Regions from separate parts of the Homo sapiens genome. Here regions 1 and 3 are each linked to region 2. Evidence: chromatin loops called from intact Hi-C (ENCODE). Cell type or tissue: endothelial cell of umbilical vein. All regions are shown on one strand.

What was found. Peaks named below come from ENCODE experiments on the same cell type or tissue, not always from the same donor. Only the 100,000 strongest peaks of a DNase experiment are listed, where the experiment ranks them.
Region 1: a loop joins it to region 2, with 2.4 times the contacts of the local background. A loop is called at or near these places in 2 of 110 quality-filtered maps.
Region 3: a loop joins it to region 2, with 5 times the contacts of the local background. A loop is called at or near these places in 7 of 110 quality-filtered maps.

What each region holds. Positions count from the first base shown.
Region 1 is chr5:61,179,512-61,187,511 of GRCh38, forward strand. SMIM15-AS1 (SMIM15 antisense RNA 1) reads left to right here. Exons shown (of 4, transcript NR_109908.1): 2 at 193-316; 3 at 841-927. Among named protein-coding and RNA genes, the nearest start is that of SMIM15, 21 kb to the left of the region's middle. In endothelial cell of umbilical vein, no CTCF peak of the experiment used is centred here; a DNase peak (open chromatin) is centred at 3,120.
Region 2 is chr5:61,259,973-61,267,972 of GRCh38, forward strand. It overlaps LINC02057 (long intergenic non-protein coding RNA 2057), which reads right to left and starts at 4,957. Exons shown (of 3, transcript NR_146624.1): 1 at 4,805-4,957. In endothelial cell of umbilical vein, no CTCF peak of the experiment used is centred here; a DNase peak (open chromatin) is centred at 4,109; H3K27ac peaks cover 1,377 bases.
Region 3 is chr5:61,310,400-61,318,399 of GRCh38, forward strand. No RefSeq gene overlaps it. Among named protein-coding and RNA genes, the nearest start is that of ZSWIM6, 18 kb to the right of the region's middle. In endothelial cell of umbilical vein, no CTCF peak of the experiment used is centred here; DNase peaks (open chromatin) are centred at 2,232, 3,782 and 4,462; H3K27ac peaks cover 4,518 bases.

The DNA.
Region 1 (8,000 bases), 80 kb before region 2:
ATTAAATCACTATTTCTCGAGGTGGGACACAGGCGTCAGGAGCGCTTTAACTCCCAGGATGATTCCTATTTGTAGACAAGCTTAGGAACCACTGACCTAGACAACTGTGTTACTTGAGGATTCTAAGTCGGCACAGCTGTGGCGTGTTCACTACCCAGCCCTGCCCTTGGCATGATGTTCTCTCCTATCCAGCTTCTCCATCATCTTCCTCCACCTGATTCGTAGAGACCTCTGGACATCTGAGCCTAAGCAGGGCCACTAAATGAGAGAGAATCCCATCACTGAAAAGCAACAATGAATATATTAAGGACCACAGGTGGGTGTAAAATAGATTTTTGCAAATTTTGTGAATTGTTATTTGTTATATTTTTCCTGATAACAAAAGTTTTATGTCAAAGATTTTTGTCTTCCAGTTTTAGTTTCTTATGCAGTAGTTTTAGGAAACTCTGGTGTGCCAAGATGATATTTTTTTTTCATGCTTGGGTGATTGTTTTAGAATTCCTTCTTTGAGTTCAAGAACATCTTTAAAATATCTAACTCAGGGGTATTATGTGTGTTGAGTGAGAATTGTCTATTTGCCTTCTTTAAAGAAACACAATTTGACACAAAGATAGGTATTAAAATTTTTATTTTCTGTGTATACACAGCACATTAGTTATTTATTTAAGCAACCACTGGCTGTCCAAAAACTGAGGGAGGCATGATATAACACCGATTGTTTACCATAGCCTTTATCACAACTCAGAGCTCTAGCATTGTACAAATAATCACATATTGTCTTAAAAAATTAAAAAACTAAAGTAATCCAATAAAATAATGATTTTGCTCTCTGTATCTTAGGAGAGATAGAAGAAATATTGCAACTGAAGCTGCTAGATGGTTATGATTATCTGAATAGGTGTGATCTTGACTTTAGCGAATTAACAGGTAAGCTTCTTACTATGAGGTTGGTGCAAAAGTAATTGTGGTTTTTGGTAATTGCACCAACCTAATATAAGTACTTCATTAATTGTAAACCATATTTGATTTAGAAACCATTTATACGTAATTTCTGGACTTGTATTCAATTAAAATAATCTATGCTAATATGTGCAAATTATAATCCCACTCTTGCTTTGATCATCTGTTTTCTGCCACTAACTGCCACTGAGGAGTGGAAAAAGAAGGCACATAGCTGTAATCTAATTTCAAATAATATTTGTCAGGGAAGATGTTTGGTTGGAAAATGCATGGCTTTTTTAACTCAGATTTTATTCTATAAGTGATTATTGGGGGCAGAGGGTAGAAAAAAAGTGAGAATACATGTCTGTCTCATGATAAACAAAAGCCTGAGATGTTACAGTTACTTACTAAAATCACTTTTATCATATGAAGATTTTGGATAAATCATTATTAAGGAAACTAAGGACAGCTGTGGCATGGAATCAGCGGGCTTTCAGTTTGAATCCCAGTTACTCACAAATGTAAAGTGGTATTTTCATTCCTCTTTTGTTAAAATGCTTTTTTTAAATGTAGGAAGTTTACATTTTGTCCTAGATCACATTGGCTTCTGTTCCCACAGGAAATGTTATATGCTATATGTCAGTTTTCATTTCATTAAAAGTGAAAGTAAACATGGTATGCATCAGCCAAACAGTAACTAATCCCGACATAATTTCAGTATTAAATGAGGCTTGGAATATGTATTTGAATGGGCATGATAGTTTGGGAAACTCTAATTCAGAGATGTCCCACTTATAACAGTGATGTTGGAGAATAGGGTTACCAGTTATGGCCTATATTTGCTCTGTCATATCACGTTCTTACAGTATGTAATTATATTTGGAGAAATATCCTTTGAGCCATAGTATTTTGGAGTCAAGTATTAGGCTATAATTTAGACATTGTTTTAGTAGAATAAAGTAACTTTATAAGATTGTTCCAGATCTTTGTTCTATATCTCTGTCTTTTATCCTTCCCCCTTGCAGAAGTCATTCCTATTTACCTTATTTAAAAAACGAGAGAAAGTATAACTCAGGCTGAAATAAAGCACCAGACTAAAAAGAGATGCCCATTTTCATTCAATATTTATATTTGCCAGAATAAAGGGAGACAAATAATTATTTTGCCTTTAAGGCCTTGATTCTGGATGATAGATTAAGTAGACAGACTGTTGACCACATGTGACTTAAGGAATATTGTTAATTATTTTACCAATCTTTGGATCAAGGTTTGCTTGAAGTAAGTAAGCTGTGCTGTGGATAAACCTTTGGATGATAAAGAGTGAGCTGTATTGCCTTCAATATTGTTTGCATCAGAACATTACTAAGTGGTATCGATTTTGAAAAATAAAATTCAACTTTCTGAGAACATAGACCAGATTCAAGTATTTTTATCTTTTTTTCCCCCCTTTTTTCAGAGAATGGAATCTCTCCACGTTGCCCAAGCAGGTCTCGAACTCCTGTACTTGAGCTATTCTCCCACCTCTGCCTCCCTAAGTGCTGGGATTACAAGCGTGAGCCACTGTTCATGGCCTTAGGGACTTTTAAATGTTAAATTGATTTTGACCTACCCAGGAGCTAGAGAATACCAATGATTACAGAGGGGAGAATAAAATTGCCGTATAGATTTTCTGTGCTCCTTTAGAAAATCCATTCTGGAGTAAAGAGATGGGCAATTGGTCAACTGAGTTTCTTTCTTGTATAATATGTCAGAGTTTGATATTGTCAGTCTGTTAACCAAGATTTTTATTGGGATATTTGCTGAAAGAGGCTCTAAGAATATCCCATCACCAGTAATTAGAATTTGTTACAGGTTTCAGTCAGGGTAGTTGAAAGGGAGCTAATTTGGTAACACAATAACCTAGTACCCAACTAATTCAGGAGCATGAAGAAAAATTGGTTGATTAAGGCTTAAGTCAGATAAATAATACTATAGGTTGACATGGCTGGGTTAGCTCAGGTTTGTATATTTGTTTTTTCAAAGAGGCAGACTTTTCCTAAGATTAGAATCCACAGTAATGATGGAAGCAGGAAACTTAGGGGCAGGCCATAGGTGTAAAATCAAAGTTGAGCTGCTTCTGTGTTACAGCTGTAAGCACAGGAAGTTGCCCATTTTTTTCAAGCACTATTTCTGCATAGTCATATATCAGCTAGTGTTGTCAACATAGACACAAGAGACAATAGGAATACGTACATGCAATTCCACCATCAGCTAAAAAACCCACATAAGTCTTTGAAGCTCTCAAATAACACGCATGACACTGAATGGTACATTTTGATGCACTTTGAAACTCTTATCTCTTTAGTTGGTAAGTACATTTGAACACTTAATATGTGCTCAGCAGAAGAGAAGGAGAACAAGGGAAGTCTAATATAAAATCAGGATTTTTTCTTTTCTCTTTGAAGCCAATTAGAATGTGTGTATGTGTGTGTGTGTGTGTGTGTGTGTGTGCGTGTGTGTGTGTGTGTGTGTGTATTATTTAGTGTAGTAATCCTTGGGTTTTTTTTAAAAAAACGTGTTTTACTATGAAGTGTAACATACAAGAAAGTGATAACATATGACATATACAGCTTACAAATGGTTGTAAGAATTAATACACTTTGTAAGTGCCACCCATGGTAAAAATAAGTAGGTGGAGAAGGAGGAGAAGAAAAGAAGAATTTAACTAGCATGTCAGAAGTCTCATGGATCTCTTTCCAGTCACAACCCTCTCACCAAGCTCGATTCCTATTCCCTGAGTAAGTTCTAATCTTACTTTTCTTTTTTTTTTTTTTTTTGAGAGAGAGTCTGACTCTGTCACCCAAGCTAGAGTGGTGCAATCTCGGTTCACTGCAATCTCTGCCTCCTGGGTTCAAGTGATTCTCCTGCCTCAGCCTCCCGAGTAGCTGGGATTACAGGCATGTGCCACCATGCTGTGCTAATTTTTGTATTTTTAGTAGAGATGGGTTTTCGCCATGTTGGCCAGGCTAGTCTTGAACTCCTGACCTTAGGTGATCCGCCCGCCACAGCCTCCCAAAGTGCTAGTATTACAGGCATCAGCCACCGTGCCCAGCCTAATCTTACTTTTAAAGTAATCATTTATTGCTTTTCTTTACAGTTTACCACTTGGATGTGCATCCATATGTACCATATACAACCATAGAGTTTAGTGTTGTGTGTCTGGAAACTTTACAGAATGAGGTCATACTTTATATATTCTTTTGTCTTGTTTCTTTCACTTGTTATCTATGATGTTGAATGTAGATGCAGTCTGTTCATTTTCATTGCTATGTAGTATTCCATTAAATAAACGACAACTTATTTATCCATTCTACTATGTTGGACATCTGGGTTGCTTACAGTTTGCATTACAGATAATGTTCCTGTGAATATAGTTATGCTATCCCTTGGTGCATATAGGCTTGCATTTCTGTTGGACATAGTCCTAGTCAGTAAAAAGGAATATGACAGAAGTCAATGAAACTGTCTTTTTCTGAATGAAAATTTAGTGAGCCAGTAATCTAATGAGGAAAACAGCTGTTCTTTTTGTTATTCTAATGGTAGGTGCTGTCTGGATATAAAGATGACCATTTCATTTGCTTAATATGAATGTCTACAAGTATGTTTCACCAAGAAAATAAAATACATTTTAGTTTTAAACCATATCTGGTATTATTTCTAGAATTCTAAAATTAACAGGATAAAAAGTCCTTAGAGGGCAAGGATTCTTTCATTTTTTAAATGTACTTCACAGTGACCATAGCAATGCTATTAAGATGCTGAATCCCAACCAAATATGCATTCTCTTGACAAATATACTTTGGAGTAAAATTATTTGTACAAATGCATATAACTTTTCAGATGTCCAGAACTTTAATTTTTCCTTTATTCTAAAAAGGGGGAAAAGATGGATTCCTTTAACTTAAAACTGTTTCTGTTTTGAAAGCCTCTATCCTGAAAGATAGAAAATAATAGTTTTGATGAATCCATGTAATATTCTGTGTTCTTCACAATTTTTCTTACAACATTATTCCTCTATACATGTTCTTAGTATAGATAATATTAATGTATTTCTGAGGCCATTAATAATTATAATTTGGGCCTTTTGTTTGCCTTTTGAACCTGGAAGACAAAATAGATAGTATATTAAGATGCAAATGTATATTTTCTAATGGACTTGTGCTTCAAAGCATATGTATTTTAGGGCTTGGCCTGATTTTGCCAGCTAAGGCCAGATCATTGTAAATTGATTTCAATATCTTTCTGCTTTTATAAGCTTTGTTCTAAAGCTTCACAGGAAGAATCAAAATAATGTTTGTCACACTGTTCTAGCTTAGCTGAAATCTTGTTCCTGTTTACACTAAATGACCATTGGCCTAATGCAGTTAACATGAGTACTTTACAACTCATCCAAGAACTATTTCAAGTGTTGAGGAAAAGGCACTTTAATTGAAAAATTACTTATGCAGGATCAGACTGAGCGAGAATGCTGTTTTTTGTACATTCAGCATATTACACATACCACGCTCCATTTTGCTCCTTTGTTATAACAAATGAATTCTTTTTTGCAATGAAAGGATTCTTATGGTTTATCTTCCTTGGGGATTGTAACTTTCAAAAGGTGCTCTTAAATATATTACTACTTTATTTAAACTATTCACTTCCCAGATGTGCAGTGCTTTGCACAAAGAATAATTCACTAATGCCTTGAGCACACAAAAGGAAAATGCTCTGCTGGGTTTCCCTTTTTATTTTACTTTCCAGTGGTAGGTTTATGACTTGATGCCCAGCTTCTTAATAAATTCACCTCTCACAGGACACAGTTCTCTTTAATATGTTTTCCATGCTTATAGAAAGAAACACTGTATTAGCAAACACCAGTAGAAATTTCATTTTCACCACGTTGCTTTCTCTGGGTATATATAGAGAAACCCCTTAAAGGGCTTCTCCAGGACAACTGAAAGTTATCTTTTTCATTGATCTCTTCTGTGGCTTTAAAATATTTTCTTGACAACATATTGTTTTTATTAATCTAAATTAAGCATTTTAGATTCTTTTATGAATTTAAAAGATATTAAAACCAAAGAATTGGAAAAATATCTAAGAAAAGTTACTAATTTCCATGGTGGGGTATAGAGTTGGTGTGTGTAGGAAGTTATACAGGCAGAGGAGCATTGGAAGAAAAGTGGTGTTTAAGGAAGATTACTGTAAACTGGCAGCAGGCAAGAGTCCAGGACGTTTACCCTTCCACCAAGTTTTCCCAGCCTGCTCTAGCCATGCTATTATTTTACAAGCTCCTATACATATTATATAATATATAAGCAAGAATGGATGGATGGGTCAAAATAAAATGCTTCTATCAGCAAGTTCCCTTGATAAGACAGCAATGGTCAAAATTCACATGAAATAAAAAGATCTTGGATATGGTTTCTTCCCGGGACTTAGAACTTTAATATGTTAATGTACGTCTTGAGGTTCCAAAAAGGGCCTTATATTTCAAGGAATGCTGGTGTTTCAAGCAACAGAGTTTGGGAAACAACAAGGTAAATGATAATCTAATGCATTTAGGTAAGAGGTAAGTGAAAGTTAGAATATATGCTTGAGCAACATGTAACCATAATGGCTGTGGAGTCCCAGCTTTGAATATCTTGGAAGAATAGACAATTATCAATGTTCCTCCCTCTCAAATGATCCTTCTCAACACAGGTTGTGCTTGATGAATCTTTAAGAACAGAATCTTAGCAGGATTTTGTCAAATGCCTTTTCTTCATCTGTTGAGATAATCATGTTTTTCTCTTTTAGTGTATTAGCATGATGAATTCCATTGATTGATTTTCTAATGTTAAACCAATCCTACATTTTTCAGATGAACCCCACTTGGTTATGACGTACTATCCTTTTATCCCTTTAATATATTGTATTTGATACTCTAAAATTTTGTTTAGAATTTTTACATCTATGTTCATAAGGGATACTGGTTTGTAGTTTCCTTTGCTGTAATATCTTTGTATTTTCTGCTCTATTTTTGGAAATGTTTGAGTAAAATTGTTATTTATTCATTAAATGTTTGGGAGAATTTACCCTGAAGCCATCTGTGCTTGGAGTTTTCTTTTTGGGAAGATTATAAACTGTGATGTCCATTTCTTTAACAGATACACAGTTCATACCAATACCCTCAATTCCAGTCCAACACCACAAAGTCTATTCTAGTTTTCATCCTTTCCATACCTGTAACTCCCTACCCTGACAATGAGAAACCCCTCTCCCATCATCTTTCACGTACTTCCTTATTTGGTTAATGTCTCTATATATAACCCATCTTCTTTTGCCGCTGCTGCCTCTCCAATACAAGTGCCCTCTTCACCTCCCTTGGGGTCTGAAACTCTGCCAAGGGCAGCAAGTGCTACTTCCCCTTCTACCCCTCAATGCATGCCCTCCTTACACTACCCAGGCTGATACCATATGCCAGACTGCCCCCATTGCATGGTGATATGGCTTGGCTCTGTGTCCCCACCAAAATATCATGTTGAATTGTAATTCCCAATGTTGGGGGAGAGAACTGGTTGGAGGGGATTGGATCATGGGGACAGATTTCCCCCTTTCTGTTCTCATGATAGTGAGTTCTCACAAGATCTAATGGTTTAAAAGTATGTGGCACTTCCCCCTTCATTCTATCTCTCTCCTGCCACCATGTGAAGATATGCTTGCTTTCCTTTCATCCTTCTGCCATGATTGGCAGGAGGACTTCCTGAGGCCTCCCTAGCCATGTCTCCTGTACAGACTGTGGAACTGTGAGTCAATGAAACCTCTTTTCTTTAGAAATTACCTATTCTCAGGTAGTTCTTTATAGCAGTGTGAGAATGGGCTAATGCAGAAAATTGTTACCAGGGAATTGGGGTCTTGCTATAAAGATACCTGAATATGTGGAAACAACTTTGGAACTGGAGAATGGGCAGAGGATAGAACAGTTTAGAGGGATCAGAAGAAGACAGGAAGATGAGGGAAAGTTTGGAATGTCCAGGAGAGTTGTTGAGTGATTG
Region 2 (8,000 bases):
TACCCAGCCCTCCCGTGCATGCTCCCATTTGCATGAAGCACTCCTGTCTGCCCTATGCAAAAACAAGGCTCGGTCTCCATCTCTCACCTGGCTCTTCCAGGCTTACTCTCACTCATTTCCCTTTTAAATCCCACCTACAGGGAAGCCTTTACAGTTCAGAGTGGGATAGGTAAGAAATCTCTCCTAGGATCCAGTTTACCTACCCGAGTCTTACCCAACTAGAAAAACTTGAAAATAAAAATCAAAAACAGAATGTTCAAACAGGACACTGAAAACTAGCCTAACCTGTAAATGAAATCAGCACCTTTTAGAGCACCATGGATTGGTAAGAGGAGCCAGCAGCCAGCTGAAATGAAAGGAACCCTGGGCTGGAGAAACAGGCCCTGGCACTCCCAGGGACCATCTGTGAGGTCCCTCCACTCTTTGAGCCTCCTCATTTTTCTCATTTGCTCATCATATCTATTTCTCTTAACCGTAGAGGCTGCTATGAGAATCTGTGGGAGCAGAAGGTATGCTATGAAAATGAAAGATGATTAAGCAATGCGTAAGCCCTGGAGGGTAAGGCTTGAATCGTGGGTTCGTTATGAATATTGCCTAGGAAATCAGGAGAACCCAAGATGTTCATTAACCCTAATACGCTCCGACATTATTAAGAAACTGCTGGCCGGGCGCGGTGGCTCACGCCTGTAATCCCAGCACTTTGGGGGGCCGAGGCGGGCGGATCACGAGGTCAGGAGATCGAGACCATCCTGGCTAACACGGTGAAACCCCGTCTCTACTAAAAATACAAAAAATTAGCCGGGCGTGGTGGCAGGTGCCTGTAGTCCCAGCTACTCGGGAGGCTGAGGCAGGAGAATGGCGTGAACCCGGGAGGCGGAGCTTGCAGTGAGCCGAGATCGCGCCACTGCACTCCAGCCTGGGCGACAGAGCGAGACTCCGTCTCAAAAAAAAAAAAAAAAAAAAGAAACTGCTATGACAACCCAATTCTAAAAATTCTTTTCAATTACTTTTCATATCAAGATCTCAAAAACCCTTAAATGTCACTTTAAGGTTTACATCATGACTGTACAATAATAGGTGTGAATACTACTGGGCAACAAATGTATCCCTATTGACATATTAATACATGCTCCAGCATCTCCCCTCCTTCATAGATAATGAAAAGTTGTTGGGTTTTTTTTGTTGTTGTTGTTACTGGTGAGAGCCACTATTACAGTAAAAAATAAAATAAAATAAAATCAATTTTTTAAAGGCAGCTCAGATGTGTCCCAGTGCTGAAATCTCAGTTGAAAGTATAAATCAGATTCCCAGTTTGCTGGGGAAACCAGAAGAAGAGGCTTGAGCAGACACACACCAGGGGAAGTGGCTGAGCAGAAGTTCCTAAAGCTCAGGCCACTATTAACCTCTCAAGCAGTTCTTCTTTGCCATTTGTTTGAATCTCATTCATTATTACTCTAGTTACCAAACATTCCTTGTGCTGATTCACAAAACAAGATAATTTTTTGTTAAGTTGAGAAAATATTTAAATGACAAGGTAGATGATGGTTATTTGCAGAATTGTGTTCCCCCAAAAAGGATATATTGCAGTCCTAACTCCCATCAGTCCTAACTCCCATACCTCAGAATGTGGTCTTATTTGGAAACAGGGTCTTTGCACATTTAACCGAGTTCAAGTGAGGTCATTAGGATGGGCCCTACTCCAATAAGACTGGTGTCCTTACGAAAAGGGAAAATTTGGATACAAAGACAGACTCACACAGAAGGAAGAAGATACAAAGAAACAGGAAGAAGGCCATGTGAAGAAGGAGGATTTGAGGGAGGCAGCTAAGCCCAGGAGCCCCTGAGGCTGCAGGAAGCTAGGGGGGTCTAATGGCCTCCTCCCCAGCACCTTCGGCGGGAACGTGGCTGTGACAACATCTTCATTTTGGACCTCTGGTCTCCAGAACTGTGAGACAATACATTTTTATCACATAGGTCTGCACCCATTTTGTGAGACTTTCTTATGGCAGTCCTAGGGAACTAATACATCTACTAAAGTCACAGTTCTTAACAATGGTCAGAAAGTGGAGTAAGAGTAAAACCTCAGCTGATTTCAGTGCGGGATGTTTGTGTGACGACATACATAACAGGAGCTCATGGCTTCTCCATTGCAGGGGTGGGTTTTTACTGAAAACCCTCAGCCTGGAGGTGGTTCCCTTCCTGCAGAGTGCAGAAAGCCAGTTAAACCCCTCCTTCAGCGGCAGGGCGGAGGGGAGAGGCCCAGAGCCCTGCCCATGCCAGCAGGGAGGGTGCTATCCTAAGCTAGACCAGTGCTTGGCTCTGTGCAGGAGCTAACACTGTGCACAGCTGCTCAAGCCCTATCTGTCACCCAGTAGAGACAAAGACAGTGACACAGCTCCTCAAAGGGGATGAGAGTCCTAAGCCCAGCAGCCAGGCAGTGACTCTTCTACACCAGCCCTAGAAGGTACGAATCAGAGGCCAGTGACGTCTCAAACCAACAGAAACAGAAAAACTCAGGAATATCAGTACCTGGACCCCATCTGGCCGTGGATTTTTTTCTTGTGTTTTATTTTTGTTATACTTCAAAACTTCTTTAGAGAGTAAAAATGAGCACTAAAACTAGAGCCCCAGCACATAATTTTTGCTTATATTTGTCGGAATATAATTTACTCCTAACTCTGTGTGTGTGTATCATTCTATTATATGGAATCGGTTTTTAGCTCATCCTTTTGTTATCTGTTGGAAGCCAGGAAATAAAAACAAAAATAAGCAGATATTGTTGAAGAGAGGACCCACGTGGACCAAGAAGTCCCCACATGACGGCAGCCCTGAGTGGGCAGAGCGAGACCTGGAAGCTGCCGTAGCAGGAAGGTGCAGCCCTCACTCAGACCCACCCTCAATCAGTGCAGGGTCAGACACAAGCCTCAGGACCTAGCCTTTGTTGTCCTTCCTTCAGCGACTCCTAAGACCCAGCTCCGCTCCCTTTCATCTAAAGAGTAGGCCGGGGTAGGAGGGGAGGGATGACTGACATCACACAGGATGCTAGAAAATAATGTCATAAATTTGAGGTAATTTCCCCCGTTCACGTCACCTTAGAAAAAGGCCTTCTTTTGTCAAAATTAAAACCATTTACAAAAGTGCTGGTTTGTTGTTGTTTTGAAGAATGTGAACAGCTAGGTGTTTTCCCTGGGACTCAGTTTCAAAATGAACAAACGGACACCTGCCTGAAAAAGGAAAAAACGGAGTCAGCGATGTCATCATCCTTCCTCAGCAGCACTCCAGGTGAGAGGAGCCGCTCCTGGGTCCCACTGTCCTCAAACAGGGACTGCATGGTGCTTCAGAAGCCGCCCAGGCACGGGAGGGAAAGGAGGAAAGGTCAAGTTGTTTGTACATTTGGTCTTACTATGACTGGGCTGGTAAAATTGTTATTCTGAGAGCTCCTTGTTCATCTGGCTTTTAAATACTTATTATGCTTTTTTTTTTTTTTTTTCTGAAGGGTGAGAGAGAAGCAAAATTTCCACATTGTGAACTGTCACGGATTTTTCCTGTGCAGTACAGAGTGACAGCAAGGTGGTTCTAAAACATGTGATTTATTTATAAACATATATGGAAATATTTTTAAAATTAAAAAATGCCAAGGGTGAGGCTGGGTCATAGGCAACCATGAGAAGTAAGATGTTTGTTCTGGAGGCCGGTGTTAGCACTCTTCCACGAGTAGTTTTAGAGCAATCTAGGGTCAAGTGGAAACGTTCTGACTATACTGCCCTGCAGTTTTGTTTCAAGAGCATCTGGATCCCAGTTCCGGGGAAGCTGATTTGAGTTGCTCTGTGCTTGAAATACAACCTTGTTCTGTAGAGTTCCCAAGACGAACGCTGAGTGGGTAGTATTTAAAGAACAGCTTGGCAGTCCCTGTGCCCTGAGCCCTCACCTTCATTTCCTCCTGATCCTTTCCTTTGTGCTGCGTCTTTCCCTTGCAAGGACGCACGCATGCAGACAGAGGAGGAGGCCAGCAGAGGATGGGGAAGTAGTTAATGCAACTAGCACACCCTTCCCAGGTTCACTCTGCCACCTTTCTATTCTTTCCAGTCTATTCTCACTACTCCATTCTAGTTGGGAGTGTTTCTTCAGTTGCTTTAAGTAGCGATGGGGAGAGGATGTTTGGTCAAAGGGCATCGAGATGGGAACAGGAGAATCAAGGAGAGGAAGTAAGGGGCCAGAGATAAAGAAATAAGAGCTAGGAGGAGGGAAGTAAATAGAAGCAAAGATGATGAATAATACCAGGTACACAATAGACAGGGAGCGAAATGAAAAAGGAGCAGTACATAGAGGTTGTGATGCAGAAAGGAACAATTCAAAATAGAAAAATGTAAGAAACCTGAAAACAAACAAACTTAGAAGCCCATACAGGAAAGCAAAGAACCAAATGGAAGTAAGAAACAGAACCCCAAACAGGAAGGACGTCTGAATGAGAAATGTGATTGAGGGAAGGAACAGAGGAGCCTTTGTGGTGTGTTTGTAGATTAGAGGGAAAACGACAGAACAGAGAGAATCCAAGAGTGTTTATTCCTTGCACCTGGCAAACAAAAAATTCATTATTTTTTAATCATGGAAGAAGTATCTCTAAGAGCACTGGGCCTTTCATGCTACCGGCCTGTCTCTTACTCATCTCAATCCCTTAGGATTCTTTTAAAAGCGTAAGGAAACCCAGCACAAGGAAAACCAAATTTCCACCCAGATGCTATTTATATGAAGCTTATTTTATAGAGGTGAGTCCTCATGGCCCTTAGAGTTCAAGCTGGGTTACCTGTTCCCAGTGGTGAATGATGTCCAGCTTTTTGGTCCCTGTAAATCCCAGGTAAATGACAAAGATATCTCAGTCCCTTAAAAACACGGGTAAAAAATGAAATCATTATTTGCATGATTCTCATTTCCGAAGCCTGCCTTACCATTAATAAGTTAGAGGTTGCCTTGTAAGTTTAAATAATTTAGGAAATGGAGTAATAAAAAAAAGTAAGTAAAGCATAAGCCGAAAAATATAACACATACCCAGGAGAAGGAAAGATTAGTTATTTCATTACTGCAAATTGCTGTTACTAAACATTATGATAAATTACCAAAAAGATGCCTCTTCACCCCCTTCTATAATTTCAGGTTATTAATTGTATTCACATACAAGTGATTCTTTCCTTCTATGCCTCTCTTGCCCTGTTTCTCTAATGAGGAAACAGGAAAAAAAATGCAGTAGATAAAATGCTTAAATTGAGGCTGAGGCAAATGAAAAAAGATATCAGAAACAAATAACATTATCAGCTTTTAGCTCCATAATAAGCTCTTGTTTATTTAGACCCTATTAATTTGGAATTTATAATAACTTGATGGGGACCTGGGCAGAAATTTTCCTTCCATTTAGCAAACTCTGTCTTGCTAAGTAGTGCAGAAGAATGATGTAAATGAGATTACAGGAGGAATGTTTGAAATACATCTTTGAGCACTTCAGGCAATCCCTTATATATGAATAATTAATATAAGAATACATATCATTCTTATCCAATAATTATCTGGCAGTTCAGAAGGAATTTGTTAGGTCACCCTGCAGAGTAACAAGATGTGTGTTTGTCACTAAATAGTTCTATGACCATAGGCAAGGCACTTAACTTTTTCAGCCCTTATTTTTCTTACCTAAAATTGGATTGATAATATCAACTCTGCCTAGTTTGGGAGGTTGTTATGATCATGAAATGAGAGAATAGATGGAAATCCATTTTGAAATCCATAAGGGATTAGGAAAATCTGTATTATGTAAATGAGTTTAAAATTCATACTTTCTACTAATTCAATCCAACCCTCCCTCCGATGGTCTATACCGGTGAAGCTTTTATGCTTTAAACAGCTGTTACATAGCGACATGTTTAGCACCTTCAGCCATCACTGAATCTCTTTTATTAGGGCAACTGCCTAATGCATTGGTGTGTGTGTGTTTGTGTGTGTGTGTATGTGTGACACTACTCCTCCTCCGGCCCCTAACAGATCCTTGGAGTCATTCTTTGTGTTCTGAGTACACTAAATATACTTCACGTGACACAACGGGAGAAAGTTATTGTACTTGAAAGAGTCTAAGCTTTGGAGTCTGACAGTCTTGGGTTCAAATTCAAGATCTTCCACACAGATGAGTTAGCTGGAACAATTATTTCTCTGAGCCCCAGTTTTTTAATACAATTTTTTATGAAGCCTAAAAGAGAAAATGTACATAGCACAGTGTCTGGCACAGAGTAGGCACTTCAAAAGGATGATGATTACATGAAAGATAAGTTATCTTGAGGTGGTATTTGCATTGGAGAAAATATCTAAGACTCCCCCCTTCAAATCTCTGGCCCCTTATTGCAGTTTAGTTCCCAAATTACAAAGCCAAATAGGCAGTCACCCTTACAATATCCAGTTTTTTTACACATAGATAACCTGTGTTGCTTTTGGTCAAATGTATGTCGCAAAGTATTAAAATAATGTCTTCTTAATTCTAAGAATCCTGTTTTTTCACATTTGGATGTTTTGGAAATCAGAATGAATTTTACAATCATTGTCAAAATAAACATGTCAACTGCTAGGTGGAAGAGTTGCTAAGAGGAATTGTCATTTGTTTGTAACAGGTGAAATCAGCCAAAGCTTTCAGAATAAAGGGTTTTCAAAGCCAGGAGATGTTGGTGTTTATGCTTCATAAACAGATGTTTATGCAAAACATCTGTCTGTCAAGTGCTTTCAAAGAAGCTATTGAACTTCCTGCAAGAGGTAATCAATTAAGGGAAAAAAAATTAAGATCCCAGATCAGGGGTGCTAAAGAGGTCAAACTCCCAGGCACTTTTATCAGTGTCACCACCTCTTCTTTGCAGCAACTGCCAATGTCCTGGTGATTCCAAGGAATCTTTGGAGTGTAGTTAAGATGGAGTAATTACATTAATAAAATGCATGCTGTTTTTTGCTAAAAAATGTGTATATTTAATGTAGCATTTCTTTTTTTAATATCTAATGATAAGCTTTGGCTGTGCCCCCACCCAAATCTCATCTTGAATGATAGTTCCCATAATCCCCAAATGTTGCGGGAGGGACCTCATGGGAGGTGATTAGATTATTGGGCAGAGGGTGTTTCCCCCATACTGTTCTCATGATAGTGAGTGAGTTCTTATGAGATCTGATGGTTTTATAAGATTTTATCCTGAGATCTGATGGTTTTATAAGGGGCTCTTTCCCCCCCTTTGCTCTGCGGTTTTATAAGGGGCTTTTCCCCCTCTTTGCTCTGCACTTCTCTCTTCTGCTGCCATGTGAGGCAGGATGTGTTTGCTTCCCCTTCTGCCATGATTGTAAGTTTCCTGAGGCCTCCCCAGCCACGTGGAGCTGTGAGTCGATTAAACCTGTTTCCTCTGTAGATTACCCAGTCTTGGGTATTTCTTCATGGCAGTGTGAGAACAGACTAATACATCTGAATAAAACTATATTTTAATTCAATAAATTAATCTCCTTTCTTCTAATCGACAGACTCATTAGAGAAAGTGTCTAGCTTTTTAAAATCATCTAAAAACAAGGTTAAATATAATTAAATTTATACTTAAGACATCTGCAGATTGCTGTATGTGTTATACTTTAATAAAACATTAAAAAATTAGAGATATGTGTATTTGTGTATTTAGCTTGAATAGTTGAAGATTTGTCAAAATATACACAGTTATAGCTTTCAAACTAATAGGTGTAACCATTTATAGAACACACTTTCTCGATCAAGTCTTGGGCACTTTACTCTTGTTATTTAATATTAATAATAACAGCTAATATTTATTAAGCACTTACTATGTGCCAAACATTTTCAAGGGGTGTTTCATCTCCTTTAACTTTTAAAAGACTAATTGAGGTGAGTATTATTATTGCTGACTATATCAGATGGGTATTAGTTTTACAAAGATGGAAATTCATATATAAGGCACATATAAGTTACTTACTTCATGAAATCACAC
Region 3 (8,000 bases), 50 kb after region 2:
CCAGTCGTGGTGGGACGTGCCTGTAGTCCCAGCTACTCGGGAGGCTGAGGCAGGAGAATCACTTGAACCCAGGAGGTGGAGGTTGCAGTGAGCCGAGATCACGCCACTGCACCCCAGCCTGGGTGACAGAGTGAGACTCTGTCTCGATATAATAATAATAATAATAATAATAAGAAGAAGAAGAAGAAGAAGAAGAAGAAGAAGAAGAAGAAGAAGAAGAAGAAGAAGAAGAAGAACTCTGTGAACATACTAAACGGCACACTTTAAATGGGTGACTCGTATGGTGTGTGTATTATATCTGGACAATGCTGTTTAAATAAATAAGTAAATTGGGATGCAAAAATCTCTAATATTACCTGTTTTAAAACCTTTTAAAATATGGCTAATAGGAAACTTAAAATTACATAACTGGCATTATATTTCTATTGGACCTGCTAGGCTGAGGGGACCGAGGATGAAGACTCTGGGCCAACCTGGGGCTAGTGGTACCCAAAGCGAAGGTCATAAACACAGGGCAGAAGAGCAGCCAGAAATGCTCAGCTGTGGTGCAGAGCAAGAAGGAATGAAGGATTGGGGAGAGGGGCTTGAGACTAAGGATGAAACTCCTGGACTGGGGCTGGCCTCTGCACTGAGGGCCAGCAATGGGACTGATGGCTGACTAGAATTTCTTGCCCCTAGGCAAACAGAGGGAGCTATCTTCAGTCATCTCTCCAGAGCTCTTATCAGCTCAGATGATAAAAGGTGGGGCATTTCCCTTTAGGTAACATTGATTTAAAAAAAAAATGGTGGGGCAGAGCTGCCCTACCTTTCCGCAGGTGGCTGCTCTAATTGCCTCAGGCCCTGGCCGGCAGCCCCCAGGGCCAAGAGGATCCCTATCTTAACCCATCTGTAATGTATTTGCATACCTGTAACCCAGGCTTGCTAAACTGCTGCAGGCAAGCCGGGAAGCTCTGGCCTTGTCCTGGGGGATGTAAACTTTTTCAGGAAGTATTAGCCAGGAGAGCTGTCAGACCTATTTATGAAATGCCATAAACAAACCCTAGTGCTTGTCCGAGGTTTGGGTGACACAGCATAAGGGAAAGCCTTGGGTGCCTTCTTGGCATCCTCTCTCCAGCCCAGGTTTCCTTCCAGTTCAGTTCCCCTCTTCACACGCCCCCCACCCAAAACACAACAGTATTTCAAAGGAGATACTGGCTCACTGGATGATGGATGAGGAACCTACACTTAGGGTCCCCACTGCCCCCCGTCACCAAAAGAAAGGACCTCATGGCTTGCTTCTGGAGACAGAAAAGTGACTGGACTGAAGGACAGAATGGGTGAATTAAGCCAGATGAGCTGTAACCCCGAAGGCCTAGTTCTGGAGGAGGGGTCAGTAGCCTAGAAAGGAGACAAAATCAAGAACACTATACTTGGCAGTGGCTGTTTCAATCTTACAATTACAAAGTGAATATCTGACATTATTCTGTATTTTATCTGAGCTATGTCCTGAAATTTTCTCCCATTGCAGTAAACATTAATTTTTCTCTTGACTGTGTCTCATGCTTCAGGGACAGGGTGGATAGCAAGCATAGACAATGGAGTAGGTACAGTTTATGAACCTAAGGGCACTGTCTGGGGCAAAGCCACATCCCCTGCTGTCCTGTCCAGGCGTAGCAACAGTAGAAAGTTAACTGTGTTCAATGAAGGTATACACAGGAGACACAAAAGACAGCATCATCTGCATGCCTGCAAGCTTCTGGAGGACAAGGCTTGCAAATTGTTCCTCTCCATATCTCCACCATAGGGTCATAGGCACATGCTAAGTACTCAAGAAATACTCGTGGATGGATGTGCAGATGGATGGATGTGACACATAGTAGTTACTTAATGTAGGTGTTATGTAATGATATCATATTTTGAGTAGTTGATGATGAAGAGAAAGGATGAAAGCTTTCATTTTTGCAACAGGAAAATAAATTCTGGATATATTAAACTAAAACAAATATAATAGCATATAGCATATTCAGTTTCGTCATCCAATTTTTTTCCAAACAGTGCTTAGATATGTTAGGTAAGGGTGGAAAGGGAAAAAAGTGCCCAGTACAGCTCATGAAGCCTCTTTCTCACCGGATCTTGTAAAATGCAAGCTACTTAGGAGTGGACGAATGACTTAACGATGATGTTGTCAGGGCCCTCTGAATAAATATTGCCTTTTCCATTCCCACCGTGGGTACTACAAGTACCACTGGCACCTTGTCAAGAGGTTGAGATCTCCTCATTCTTATCTTCTGAGTCAGGCAGCACAAGATGGTATAAACACTCGTTCAAAATGCACTTGAATATTCCATCCCTTGTCCTTGCATTTACACTGTTTTCTTGCAGCTGAAAGCCTAACAGCTAGTAAGTAGAAAAGGAGAGGACAGAACCATCCAAAAGTCAGCCTTTCCTTCTTAAGGAGAGCCCTCGGTGGGGTTTGTCCATCAAATGGTAGCCTCCCTAACTGCGTCTTCACTCTTTTTTCCTTTGCCACCCAGTATCGAGACACTTCTCATTTCTCAGAAGCAAGGAACTTCAGAATTGGTTTCGGCTTTACGATTCTCTTTCAGCAGCCATCCCGACAATCTATAAGACGAAATAATCACTCAGGACAGCAGGGACTTTAGAACTGATTGAAAGTCATTGATGACCAGGCACGATGGCTCATGACTGTAATCCCAGCATTTTGGGAGGCCGAGGTGGGCAGATTACTTGAGGTTAGGAGTTGGAGACCAGCCTGGCCAACATGGTGAAACCCCGTCTTTACAAAAAATAAAATGAAAAAATTAGCTGGGCATGGTGGCACACACCTGTAGTCCCAGCTACTTGGGAGGCTGAGGCAGGACAATTGCTTGAACCCGGGAGGTTGCAGCACCAAGATCGTGCCACTGCACTCCAGCCTGGGCGATAAAGTGAGACTCCATCTCAAAAACAAAAAAAAAAGAAAAAGAAAAAAAAAGAAAGAAAGTAAGAAAAGAAAAGGAAAAGAAAGTCACTGATTGTTGTCAGTAGCCAGGGCAGTAGTAGGTTATAGAATAGAGAATGAGGCAATTCTTTCTGGCCAAGGATCCTGTTCCATAAGTGAGTTGGCTTTTTGGCAGTTAAGAATCCATATTTGGTTGGGCGCGGTGGCTCACGTCTACAATCCCAGGACTTTGGGATGCCGAGGCAGATGGATTACTGGAGGTCAGGAGTTCAAGACCAGCCTGGTCAACATGGCGAAACCCCAACTCTACTAAAAGTACAAAAATTAGCAGGGCGTGGTGGTGCACGCCTGTACTCCCAACTACTGGGGCAGCTGAGGCGGGAGGATTGCTTGAATCCAGGAGGTGGAGGTTTCAGTGAGCTGAGATTGTGCTACTGCACTCCAGTCTGGGCGACAGAGCAAGACTCTGTCTCAAAAAAAAAAAAAAAAAAACAGTCAGGATACAGAAAAAATTTCTATCTCCGTATACTTTTATGAGGGAGCTTACAAGGCTCATCTGGATTATTTGAAGGCAGGATACTTCAAAGGAAGCAAAAATATGCTATTTTCAGATTTAACTTAGATTTCTAAAAATTCTGTGCAACTCTCTTATGTGGGTATGTGACACACCAGTAAATAGGGTGCATGTGACCCTGGCAGGGTGAGCTAAGAAAGTTGGATTCCTTGAAGGAAATAACTTTCTGTGATATCATGACTGGCGGGGGACTGCTGGTGGGGGATGACTGGCAGAGGATGTGCAGGTGCAGCTGGATGGAAGCCCTTGGCATTGGGGCTCCTGTCATGCATCCAAATCCCCAGTGCCCCTATTCCTCCACCCAGGTCATTCCTGCTCATGATATCAGTACTCTGACTCACAAGTAGCCTGCAGCAGCTGAAAGGAAATGATGTGGCAACTGTGTCTGAAGTCTGGTTAAATGCTGGAGACAGAAAAGAAAATCCATTTGAAAATATGTTGCTGTATTTTACAAAAAGGCTGTGCAAGATTTAAAAAGTATGTTTAGCATTCCAAGTATTTTCCCTTCTGTGTCTTCAGAGACCATCTCTGAGAGTGATGTTTTGTTTATTTAACATTTAATCAAAAGAGATGTGGACCCCACCAGCTTTTGAACAACAGATTCAGTAGCACTGCCTCTTGCATTAAGTTTGAAGAGAAACTTCAACCACACAGAGAATTTGATGTCTGTAATATGCACTAAAAGATCAGCTGGTCTAACTTTACAGGGCTAATAAAAGGGAAAAGTTTTCCTGTGCTCAGGTCTTTTATGAATTATAAATAACCATTCACTTTGGAAGATAGCACATCATAAAATTTTTTTACAAATATGCACAAATCCATTTTAAGATCCAAGGAAAAAGATGTTCAAAAGTCTCAGATGTACTCAGTTTTGATTTCGTAGGGAAACATGTTCTTTTACCATATGGATGCTTTTAAGGGGGCCTTCAGCTGGGGCTCAATAATGACACCCCAGTGGCTAAATAAGGGATTTCTTTCCTTCTAACATTATTTCTCTGTTATTAAAGGTGGAAAAACCTTCCACAAATAGCATACTATTAGAGTGCTTTAGGGGGTATCCTGGGAATCAAGGTTATGTGTCTGCTCCAGAAGTACTGTCTGTAATTATCATTCCTCCGTGGTTCTGAGGATGCAGTCTTGGTGTTTTCATTAATTTTTTCATTCTACAAGTCTGGAGTGTGTGTCTGCTCTTGATATTCAATATTTCACAGTAGGAATTTTGTTATTGTTGCTGTTTTTAGGGTCACAGATCTCTCCCCTCTCTTTTCCTCTCATAATAACCATTTCCTGGCTTCTTTTGCCCACTAAAATAAAAAGGTATGAAAGGCCAGATTTGAAAAGAAAAAGAATTCAGATATGACATTTTTCCAATTCCAGCCTTCATCTTCCCTCTTTATAATCTGCTAGTATGAGCATTAAAAAATAGAGCATTCAGATCTACCAAACACCTGAAGAGGGTTCATGGGTCAGAAGAGCACATAGATTTCCTCCCAGCACTTTGTTATCAGTATTTTCAAATATGCACCACATTAAAAGAATTTTACAGTGAACACCTATATGCCCATGATCTAGTTGTAGATTCTGCTATTAATACTTGACTCTTCTTGCTTTATCACATATTTATACAGCCCTCCTCCATTAATTCATCTTATTTTTTCATGTGTTTAAAAGTAAATTATAGGCATCCACCAATTTCTACTTAAAAACTTCAGTTTGATATTTACTTTTTTCATTTGATATGAAATTTACAGATTTTAAACTGTAAACACTAAGTGTCCAGTTTCGGAGTTTTGACAAATATATCCCTGTGTGCCCAAACCCTTACTGAGATATAAAATATTGTCATCACCTGGGAAGGTCCCTCATTTATCTTTCCTGTCAATCCCTGTTCCTAATCCCTTTCCCAAACCCAGAGGCAACCACTGTTTTGATTTTTTTCACCACAGATTAGCTTTGTCTATTCCATAATTTCATATGAATGGGTCAAATAGGATGAATTCTTTGTGTAAGACTTCTTTCACTCAGCATAATCTTTTTGAGATTTGTTGACGTTATTGTGTGAACAGTAGTAGCTCATTCTTTTATACTGCTAAGTAGTATTCCATTGTATGACTAAACCACAGTTTGCACACTTATTTTCTCTCTCTCTCTCTCTCTCTCTCTCTATCTTTGAGATGGAGCTTCACTCTGTTGCCCAGGGTGGAGTGCAGTGGCGTGATCTCAGGTCACTGCAAGCGGGTTCAAGCGATTCTCTTGCCTCAGCCTCTTGAGTAGCTGGGATTACGGGCACTCACCACCACACTCGGCTATTTTCTGCATTTTTAGTAGAGACAGGGTTTTCACCAGGTTGGCCAGGCTGGTCTTGAACTCCTGACTTCAAGTGATCCGCCTGCATTGGCCTCCCAAAGTGCTGGGATTACAGCAGTGAGCCACCGTGCCCGGCCCCTGTGCATTCGTTCTCTTCTTGATGGATACCTGGGCTGTATTCAGTTTTTGACTATTACTTATAGAGCTGCTATGAACACTCTTATACAAGTATTTTGATAAACATATGTTTTCATTTCCCTTAGGAAAAGACCTACTTATGTAATTGCAGGATCACAGCTAGTATATATTTAGTTTCTGAAGAAAATGCTATTTATTTTTCCAAAGTTGATGTACCATTTTATGTTCATATCAACAATGTATGGGAGTCCCAGTTGCTCCCCATCTTTGCTGACATTTAGTGTATTCAGTCTTTATATTTTAAGCCATCCTGGCAGTAGTGATACTTCAGGTTTTAATTTGCATTTTCCTAATGACTAAAGATATTGAGCACGTTGTCATGTGCTTATCTGCCATTTATATATCTTCTTTGGTAGAGTGTCTTCCATCCATTCAAAAAATGTTTTCTCTTTATTAATAAGTGGGAGTCCTTTACATATCCTGGATATCAGTCCTCTGTCAAGTTTATGTTTTGTAAATAATTTCTTCCAGTCTATGTCTTGACTATTCATTTTTTAATGGTCTCTTTTCATGAGAGGTTTTTTATTTTGCTTAAATCTAATTTATCAATTTTTTTGTGGTTATTGCTCTAGGTGGCCTAAACAAAGCACATTGATATTAATAAATGGTGTTCACAAAATGTGTTGTAGGCTCAAGATAATCCAAAGCTTCACTGTGGTCACTGTAACAGAAGTATTTCCCTAAAGAAACTTCCATGTCCGTACATACTGGGAACAACTGAGGAAAACCTGGTGATCTGTTTACACTCTCAAGAGCATCCCAGAGAATGAATACAACTCTAGACCTCCCTTTTCACTTTGTTTTATAGTAAGAAGCTTTCTGTTTTGACGGCTGGAAGGAGTCGCCACAGGCAAAACTACCTGGTCATGGCCTTGTTCTGGAATCAAGTCAGCCTTTGTGCTTATAAGCAGGATAAAGTAGATTATTTTAATAATTCATTTTTAATCCATATTTTAATAAGCATATGTTATTGAGATCATACTTAAAATAGTTTAATATATGGCATGAATGAATAAAAATAGACTCCCCAGAAGCTTTAAAAACATTCAAAGAAAGAAATCCACAGAGAGACCCAGGTGTCAGTGATGACATGGGGCAAAATTAAGAGCAGATTGAAAGTGGGAATCGTCTGCTATGAAGAAAGTAGGACTTGGGAAAATAGAGCTCTACTGAAGGAATACAACGATTCTTTAGTGTTGTTTTTAGGCTACACATTGAAGGGTTTCCCAAGATTTTACCCTGGTCTCTTTGCCAACTGCTCTGCTTGTCAGTGAAGCTGTTTGATTTCTCTCTTTGTTTCTTGTTCGAACCAAAAGGACACTCAATACAGACATGACATTTTGAAAACTAAACTCACATCTTTTTCACCCTAACTTCATTGTTGTTTTGGCCTACTTTCTCTTAGACACTTTCTTGAGGGTTCAGGCTGAATGTGGTCTTTCAAACTTTCAAACTCCCTTGAGTACCTCTTTCTGTGATTCCATTCCTAGTGATCATTAATGGTCTGCAACTGCTTCTTTATTTGTGGGGTATCTCGGGCCTTTTGCTTCTTCGGTTTTCTACTTTTTATCATTAAAAATCCCCCCCCCCCTTTATTCGAGACTGATTTAGGAAAAGAAAGGGATGAAACTTAAATGAATGAACTGCTGTTTGATTGCAGGTTAAAATTAGTGGCCAAGTTTTTGTTTGTTGTTGATCTAGTAGACTTTTATAAACCAAAACTAACTGTATGATTCTCATTGGAAGTTATGTTGAAATATGAGATATGAAGAGAGTACCAATTCACAAAGCCCTGGACTGTTCTAACCCTAGGGAATACTTGATGGTGGCTGTGTGGGTGTGCCTGCCAGGCTGGGAAAGGATCTAGCGTAATGGTGAGTTTTGTAACACACCAGCCCAGGTCCAACTGCTTGAGTAGGAAGAGTAGAGGTAGGTGGTTAGTTTTGTGGCCTCCCGGATCTGTTCCTGAAGAAAGCAGAT